Linked DNA regions of Homo sapiens: region 2 is linked to region 1. The links are chromatin loops, found by intact Hi-C in ENCODE. Cell type or tissue: mammary epithelial cell. All regions are shown on one strand. Links, peaks and the distances in the headings refer to the core of each region. The heading gives the core; the rest is flanking DNA. Region 1 overlaps UBASH3B (ubiquitin associated and SH3 domain containing B). Region 2 overlaps UBASH3B (ubiquitin associated and SH3 domain containing B).

The links. A loop is a pair of places that touch in the nucleus more often than their neighbours do. Peaks named below come from ENCODE experiments on the same cell type or tissue, not always from the same donor. Only the 100,000 strongest peaks of a DNase experiment are listed, where the experiment ranks them.
Region 2: a loop joins it to region 1, with 5 times the contacts of the local background. A loop is called at or near these places in 5 of 110 quality-filtered maps.

What each region holds. Positions count from the first base shown.
Region 1 is chr11:122,779,751-122,784,139 of GRCh38, reverse strand. It overlaps UBASH3B (ubiquitin associated and SH3 domain containing B), which reads right to left. Exons shown (of 14, transcript NM_032873.5): 5 at 918-1,087. Among named protein-coding and RNA genes, the nearest start is that of CRTAM, 57 kb to the left of the region's middle. In mammary epithelial cell, for the core only: a CTCF peak has its summit at 2,529 (motif pointing right); a DNase peak (open chromatin) is centred at 2,569; H3K27ac peaks cover 442 bases.
Region 2 is chr11:122,709,573-122,713,961 of GRCh38, reverse strand. The region is part of intron 1 of UBASH3B (ubiquitin associated and SH3 domain containing B); the gene reads right to left. Among named protein-coding and RNA genes, the nearest start is that of UBASH3B, 56 kb to the right of the region's middle. In mammary epithelial cell, for the core only: no CTCF peak of the experiment used is centred there; a DNase peak (open chromatin) is centred at 2,031; H3K27ac peaks cover 189 bases.

The sequences.
Region 1 (4,389 bases), core at 297-4,296:
TGAAACCCCGGCACTACTAAAAATACAAAAAATTAGCCCAGTGTGGTGGCGGGTGCCTGTAATCCCAGCTACTAGGGAGGCTGAGGCAGGAGAATCGCTTGAACCCCAGGGGCAGGGGTTGCAGTGAGCCAAGATCGTGCCATTGCACTCCAGCCTGGGCAACAAGGAATGAAACTCCATTTAAAAAAAAAAAAAAAAGGCAATATTATGCTTCCAAGATGTCACATACTTGTCTAGAAGGCAATGTTGATTCCCTCAAAGGAAGGGTGCTAGGGGTGTACCAATCTTTCTTCTTGTGATGGAATTCAGTTTTCTCACTCAGGCCTCCCACTGGGATGTGCAGAAACTCTCACAAGAGGTGACTTGAGTTTTCTTTTCATGTGTGTCTGTTCTCAAAGCTCCTTGAGGACAGGACAACATTTAAAAATTCCAGTATGCTCCATGGTACTTTGCATGATACAGATACACAGCAAATATCTGTTGATTATGTCTTTGCAAGTGTTTTTGTTTTTTGTTTTGTTTTCTTTGGTATTTATATGTTCTTCAACTCACCTAAGGTCAAAATGATGTCTTCCATTAACACCATAAATTTATATAATATTAAAAATTTTCCAATATATTTTTTATTTATTCTCTCCCATTTCATTTCTTTTTTGCTGGAGTTGGATTGGCAGGGGAGACAGAACTAGGGGGATGTTACCCAGATGAACCACTTGTGACCCAGAGAGGAGGGAGGCAAGCTGGAAGCCTCCCAGTGAGGCAAGCAGAGGCTGGACACAATCCTGAGCCAACGGACTCTCTGTTAGGTGCTTGCTCCATTTTTCCCCTGTAGGTACCCATCTCCCTGCAGCAGCGAGCTGCTGATTCTGATTGCATCCCTGCACCTGGTAGCTTCTGGAACCACAGTGAGACATTACCTCATGGTTAGCAAATCGGATATCCCGAGAAAATATGGTAGCCACCCAGTCACACCCTAGCTTGACGTCAATGTTCTGGGCCAGTTTCTCTAGGGTGGGTAGGTGGCTGGCTTGGAAGTGGTAAGCCAGGGTCACATGTAGCTGCTTCTTATGAGGTTCCACATGCACTTCTGGAAAAAGGAAGAAAAAGGTCAGTAATTAAAAGGTGGTGATGATAGCAATGGTGAAGACTTAAGGAAAGGCATAGAAAGGTACCCTGAGAAATTCTGCTTCCCACATAACAAAGAAGACAAAAGACGTTTCTCTCCTTCACAGCAGTAGAATAAGGGGGTAAGGGGATGGCAAGAGATTCCGAATCAAGCCACTGTTCAAGAGATAGCCACCATACGGCTTTCCTCTAGGAGCTGCGGGTCAGCTGAGGGCAGTCCTTTTAGTTAAGTCCTTCTCACAACATTCCAGTTGGTGGTCACCAGCCCCACCTTTCAGAAGAGGGCACTATGACCTACAGTGATGAAATAATTTGTGTAGAAATACAAAGCATGTTTTATAGCTGCGTGACTCCCAAAGCTCTATTCCCTTCATTTTGGAATCACGTGTCTTAGCTTCTGGGTGAGATTGATGGAGAAATGAGGGGAAAAGATGGATATTTTCAAAGTTTAATGCAGGGTTTCTCTCAACAGCATTTTGGGTTGAATAATTATTTTTTGGGGGGGGTGGCTGTCCTGTGCATGATGGGGTGTTTCGCAGCATCCCTGGCCTCTACCCACAAGACGTCAGCAGCACTCTCCAAGCTGTAACAATTGAAAATGACCTCAGACATTGCCAAATGTACCCTGGGAGACAAAATCACCCTTAGTTGAGACATACTGGTTTAAAGTATACAGACTGTTATTCTAAGATATCCCAAGAGACAAAACAAAACAACCCTACCTATAGGAGGGAATGGCTTTTTTTTCTCTCTCTGGTACTTTTTTTTTTTTTTGAGACAGGGTCTTTCTCTGTTGCCCAGGCTAGAGTTAAGTGGCATGATCATAGCTCACCACAGCCTCCACCTCCTGGGCTCAAGTGATGCTCCCACCTCAGCTTCCTGAGTAGCTGGGACTACAGGTGTGAACCACCATGCCTGGCCTCTTTTGTATTTACAATGAGGGAGAATCATCTACTGTACAAACTAGAATAATGAAGAAGTTGCAACTAGAAGAAATTAGGGAATTTGAGAATTTAAGGAACTTGGTCAAGTCACACAGAGAATTAGTGGCCCAAGATAGAACTAGAAATTGAGCATTTCGGTTTTAAGTACTTTTTCTTTTATACTGCATTGCCTTTCTTTGGTGTAAGCCCCATGAAACAAGGTTTTTGTCTCTCGCTTACACTGTATCCTTACTCAGCATATCATGCAGGTTTTCAGTACTTGTTAAATGAATAAATGCACATGAATGAATCTCCCTTGACCACTTCAAATGGAGGAAGACACTAAATCTACTTGATGATATCTGGTCCTGCCAACAACTGGAGAATACCAAGTTCCAGGGCAAAGACATGGTGGCCGGCTTCCCATGCTGGGTAATAAGGAGCGGGACCAGCTAAGCTGCGCAGGGTCATCCAGTTCTCCACATCCCCACCAGGGGGCCACACAACAGCAGAGAAACGAAGCCGGCCAAGTTCTTCATGACAGCAGGATCTTGGAGAGGAATTGGCTCCACCCGCGTCCCACAGGGAAAGCTGGGGCTTCGACTGCTGCTCACTCAGTATGCACTCCAAGAATCTGTGCGGCCCTGGCTGAGGCTTGCTTTTCTCATTTGTGAAGGATTTGGGTTTTGCGGCTTTGACATTAGTTTTGGTCCTTGTGGGGATTTAGTGGTTCTGACAATAACTACTGTGGGATGAGAGAAAGCCATTTCCTTGAGATTGAGGGATAAGAGCAGGAAATAATTTGCCTCTCAGTTATGCTCTTTCTCTGAAATATTAAGCTCCTATGAAATGTCAGGCTTCACTGAAGTCAGGACCCGGAGACTAGTCCCGTCGCTGAGGGAGAGGAAGAGGTGGGGGTGGGGGTTGCAAAGTCTAAAGAGGACCCCTCCCCAGGTACAGAGGGGTCTTAAGGTCCTTGTGTTCCTTCCGAGAGCACTGTGATCCTGCAGTGATACTGAGCCCCGATCCCACTCATAGGTCCCAAGTCCTGTGTGGTGCTTTTCTGGTAAAGAGGAATATGGAACAAAGGGCCTGAGATGGTGATGAAAATAGCAGCAGGGAACAATGGCAGGTGAGGGATAGGCCAAAGGCCAAAAGGCTAAGGAGCAAACTGCGGCCTTGCTCAGGTCTTCCCCCTCTCTGGCACTCCCTAAAATTAGGGGTAGGGGAATTGTACGTCTCCTCCAGCTTTGCACTCAGCACTCGGCTTCCACTGTGCATCCTGCACCATCCACTCTGGTCAGGGCAGCCTCCCCACTGTCCTCTGCTCACACCATCTCATGCCTGCCTGCCTGTGCTCCTGCCACCCGCCCGCCTGCAGGCCTTTCCTCCATTGTCCTGATCAACATCGTCCCAGGGCAAGTTTCCTTCCTTCCGTGAAGGTAGAACCACCCCTTTCTCTTTTCAGAGCTGATGTTACACAGGGCCTGGCCGGGAGAAACCACTTCTTGTTCTCTTCCCTGTAGCACTCCTCATGTAGGAGAAATCCTCATAGTAGGTGACCAGTAAGTACCTGCCAATTGTGATTTCATGCTGGAGCGAGCCAAGAGGCTCTCCCCCCACCAGATTGTCTGTCTGTTTCCCTGCTGTCATTGAGCTAAGTGAGCTTGTCCACACCTGTAGTCAGACAGGAGAGCTTTGCAAACTTCTCCCTCTTTTCACCTCCATCGTGTCTCCTGCCTTGAGCACCCCCTTAAGCTAATTCCTTTGACAGGAAATCTCAGGTGTCCTGAACTAAGAGCTCCCATGAGAAGAGCAGGAGACATTTGGAAGGGGTTACATTTTTAGACAGACTCTTGGGGCTTGGGGTCCTGTCTAATGGTTTTCAGCAAGTTGAAGGGTATTGGTTCAGTGGATTTTATTGTGATATAATACGAAGTGCTTCCACTCTTCTCTCTATCCTCTGCTACCCACTGAGAAAAGATCTGGATTGTCATGGAGTGAACAATGAGACCCAGATAAACACCTACATGGGCGGGAGCTTGGGAGGGAGAAAGGATGTTTCTTTAATTCTGAATTAGGAGGAGATGGTGGTGCTACAAAGAAATACATTTCTAGTTCAGTATGGAAGTCATTTGTGAAACTTCAACTTGGGTGTTAGGGAATAAGCCTTAGACGGTCTCTCCAGGTCAGCAGAAGAGGGGTTGAACGTTTTTACAAGGGAGCAAGACGTGGGGTGCTGCAGGAAAAGGCTGTTTTTTTGTCACACGTCCATTCCTGCAGGGTCCTCCACCTCCTGACCCCATCCTGCTCCTCTACCACTATTTCCTATCCTTTTTCC
Region 2 (4,389 bases), core at 155-4,154, 70 kb after region 1:
ACCTAAACTCGTTTCCTGCTTAAGTTATCCAGAGGTGGTTTCTAACCTGGATATAAACATCTGATGGAAGGCTGCACTGGATGAGGTCACAAAGCCAGCTGCATATCTGAGTTACTGGTGGAGTTCAGTAAAAATACAGATTCCCATGTTCCCCAAGACCTACTGGATCAGAATTTTCAGGAATAACCCTGAACATTCATTTTTTTTTTTTTTTTTGAGATGGAGTCTCGCTTTGTCGCCCAGGCTGGAGATGACTGACATGTGGCCAGATTTGGGAGTGGCTGAGATAAATAAACTTTAGGGCCCCCAAAATAAAATACTATGATTTTCAAAAAAACTCTTACCAAGAATTTGGCCATGGCTCTCAGAAAAATGCAACATGCCTATAGTTTCTTTATAATTGCTAACATAAAGCTTATCTTTTTGGACAAATCACACACACTCCTAAGAGGCTAAAGCTGTAATATATCTTCTATTTCCATAGGATATTCCTTCCAAGGCCTTTTGCATCTACAGATCTATTATCACAGTTGATGTAACTTCCCACCTTCCTCAGGTGGGTGAGATCCATGATTTCACATGCATTCGTCTGATGCCGCAGAGTCAGCTGACCACATGGCTTTTTACTTCCCAAACCAAAGCCTCTCTTCGTCGTGTGGCTATTCTTGGGATCTACAGTGCACCTCCTGTGTGCCCTAAAGAGAGCTTCATCCCATGTGAGCCTCAACTCCTCTGTGTGAAAATGAGGAACACTGGGCCGGGTGCAGTGGCTCACGCCTGTAATCCCAGTACTTTGGGAGGCCGAAGTGGGCGGATCACAAGGTCAGGAGATCAAGACCATCCTGGCTAACATGGTGAAACCCCGTCTCTACTAAAAATACAAAAAATTAGCTGGGCGTGGTGGCGGGTGCCTGTAGTCCCAGCTACTCGGGAGGCTGAGGCAGGAGAATGGCGTGAACCCAGGAGGCGGAGCTTGCAGTGAGCCGAGATCGCACCACTGCACTCCAGCCTGGGCGACAGAGCGAGATCCATCTCAAAAAAAAAAAAAAAAAAAAAAAAAAAAAACCACCCAGAGAAGAAAGATGAATGTCCAGTCAGCTTCCTGGGGCTCAGCTCAGAGATGTACATCCCTGTACCACTATTCCTCATTCATCCAGGAGCAAAATCCCCTCTTCTCCTGCAAATGTAACTGCTGTTAAGAAGCTGCACTTGGTAGTGGAGTTCTATATACTTCAGGGCGTTTGCTTTTGTTTGTGCAACACCACAGGTAGGAAGGTACCTGTGAAACCCATGGAGTTCTCCTCTTGCCTCCCAGCTAGTCAGGGCTGTTGGGTACTTTCTGGGGTAGAAATTCCCTAGCTTCCCTTGGTGACCCTCCTGGTGCTCAACAGGATGCAGAATGTGAGGGAAAAAGAGCGAGCACCAACAGGACCCTGGTTTATGCCTATTACTCAGGGCCAGGATGGAAGCAAGCATGAGAGCCCCTGGGTCCATTTGGGCTGCTGAGAAAGCCCCTCTCGTGTGACGTGCGTCCCCCACCAAGGAAGCATCCAAGTCCACCCTGGGTGTGTATCTACCCAAGCAGCTCCTTAGGAAAGTCAGCAGACCTCCCACCTCCTCATGCTGGAGCTTCATGTCAGCTACCGCCCTCCAGAGGACTTTGAGGACAATATGGCCATCTGGTTTCTGTACAATCTGCATCCGTATAGTGCTCATAAACTTATCTTCCAGCTCGTTCAAAATGTACACAGCTGAATTCTACTGCTGACTTTGGCACTTGCTCCTGGTATCTGAGAAGAACAGATTCAATTAAAAAGGAAATAACAGATGCTGCAAATCACTCCCTCATTTTCAGAGAAGTTTTTTCCCCCTAGTGCCCTGAATTACTTGATGATGAACAGCAATGCAGTAAAAAAAAAAAAAAAAATGCAGCTGGCATGACAACTTCCAACTTGGCTTCAAACCAAGGGGAAGCTGCGGGCTGTCCTTTCTAGATGGTCTTTATGCCCGGCACATTCCTTTCTTTGGTATGGGTATTATTGTGTAGAGAACTTGGCTGGAAGTAAAGGGATAGAAAAAAATGAACCCTGGGGTTCTTTTAGCCTTAAGATTCTTTGCTATTACTCACTCTTCCTCACAGTATCTTTGTGAGGGGTGTATGTAGTCAGTGGGACATTGAAGGCAGGATTAGTATTCCCATTTTAGAGATGGAAATGCAAAGGCCCAAGGACAGCAGGTTATTTGCAAACTCCAGTAAAGGAAATTGGTTCTATCAGAAAACCTTGATTCTTTTTCCACATGCACCTGTGCCCGTTACACAGCATGAGGTAGTAATGAGGCCAAGGCCAGGCTGAAGTGCCCGGGGGCATGCTCAGGAGACTTAGAGGCATACACGCACTCCCGGCACATGTCCTTGCAAGGCACTTAAAGGCTGCCAGTGCCCGGCCTTCCTCGGCTCCGTTCAGGCCTGCTTATCACATCCTGCCCTGTGCTCAGCTTCACTCTGCCTGAGTCTTGTGAGCCTCCCTTGGACTCAGGGGTGACCATCTTGTTATTGATGACTTGTGATGGGACCCACGTGGCTGGAGAGTGACGAAAGAAAAATGGAAGGAAAGAGATGCATTTGGAATAGGGTCTGATTACCTCTCCTCTCTTTCCCTAAGCACTAAAATGATTACGAATTCCAAGGTTTGGACAGGAGATGGGGGACCCCCAAAAATGTCTGCTACAGAGATTTTGGGAGCCTGGGACTGCAAGATTAGGAGCTCCCTTGCCAGAGTGTATAAAGAGGAAGGGTGGGGGCTCTCTTCTGGAGAATTAACTGAGGAGATTCTGCCTGGACACTGAAGCACAGAGTCAGGAGAGCCCAGGCTTCCTTCCATGAATCTCGTTTCCAACAGTCATCAGAGAACAGGGCTCCCACACTTCCTAACCCATTGACTTTGCTGGGACCTTATTTTCTGAAACAAGAGTCAAGACCAATGTTTCCTCTATGGCCTGTCAATGAAAAGGGATGATTTGAAAATTATGATTATCCCTGAAAATCCAGGGTATATGCCTTTATGTTCCCATGGCTGCTCTACCATCTCCACCCCCACCACCCTGCCCCCAGGACAAAGCCTACCCACCTGGGGTTCCTCTCCTTATGGAATGAGAGTCAAAAGCTCTAGGGAAGTGGTATGCGGCATGGGCTTTCTGTGTTCCCATTGCCTACCAATTCTACATGCCCCGTCCCCCTCCCCAATTCTCCCCAGCAGGCCCTTATGGGGCAGCTTCCACCCCCTATACCACTTCTACTTTGGTGCCTTTATTTGTCCATTTTTGGCTATATCGGCATTAGCTATGATTTAGCAAGATCACACGCTTCTGGAGGCAGAGATTGAGGATACCACGACCAGATGGATGGATGAACGTTTGACTTCTGGCTCTGCCACTTTTCAGGTGGGGGAGATCATGTCTGGTCCTTAATGTCCCTGAGCCTTCTTTTCAAGAAATGGGATGAGACTGGACCTGCCTTGCAGGGTGGTTGTGATGACACAGAGATAATGTGTGCAGAAGGCAGCACAATGCCTGGCTTGTAATAAGCGTGCACAACAATGGTGGCCCCACCATCTCTCCAACCACCAGCCCGCTCCGGGACTTGCTCTTTCGCCTCCTCCTAAATGCCTTTCCTAAACTGCATTTACCTCTGTCTTCTAACTGTTGGCCTTATCTTTCTTCTGCTCTGAGAACCTAGAAGCTAGACCATGTTGTTTATTATGATTATCTTAAATCCATGATTCAGAATGCTTTTTTTTTTTTTTTTTTTGAGACAGTCTCACTCTGTCGCCCAGGCTGGAGTGCAGTGGTATGACCTCGGCTCACTGCAGCCTCTGCCTCCTGGGTTCAAGCAATTCTCCTGCCTCAGCCTCCCAAGTAGCTAGGATTATAGGTGCCCGCCACCATGCCTGGCTAATTTTTGTAATTTTAGTGGAGACGGGCTTTCACCATGTTGGCCAGGCGGTCTCGAACTCCTGGCCTCAAGTGATCTGCCTGCCTCAGCCTCCCAAAGTGCTGGGATTACAGGCGCGACCCACAGCCCCTGGCCTCGAGAATGCTCTTTTGATCTAGGCAAATGAATGAACTAACAAATGAACAAACACATAAACCAAAAACAGGTTAGAGCTCTAGTTTTTGAGACCGTGTGATAATCTCTTCCAGAACTCTAGGAGAAAAGGCTAGGTGGGGACTCAAATTCCTCCCTTGCAAAAGCCTTAGATTAGATAATTCCACCCAGGATGTCAGGAATGCTTGATGACTTGGAGCATTTCTGCTGATTGTAGGCCTATACCCAGAAAGAGTTAACCAGCAGCTGCTGGGTTTATTTTCATTCTCTTTAATAAGGGAATC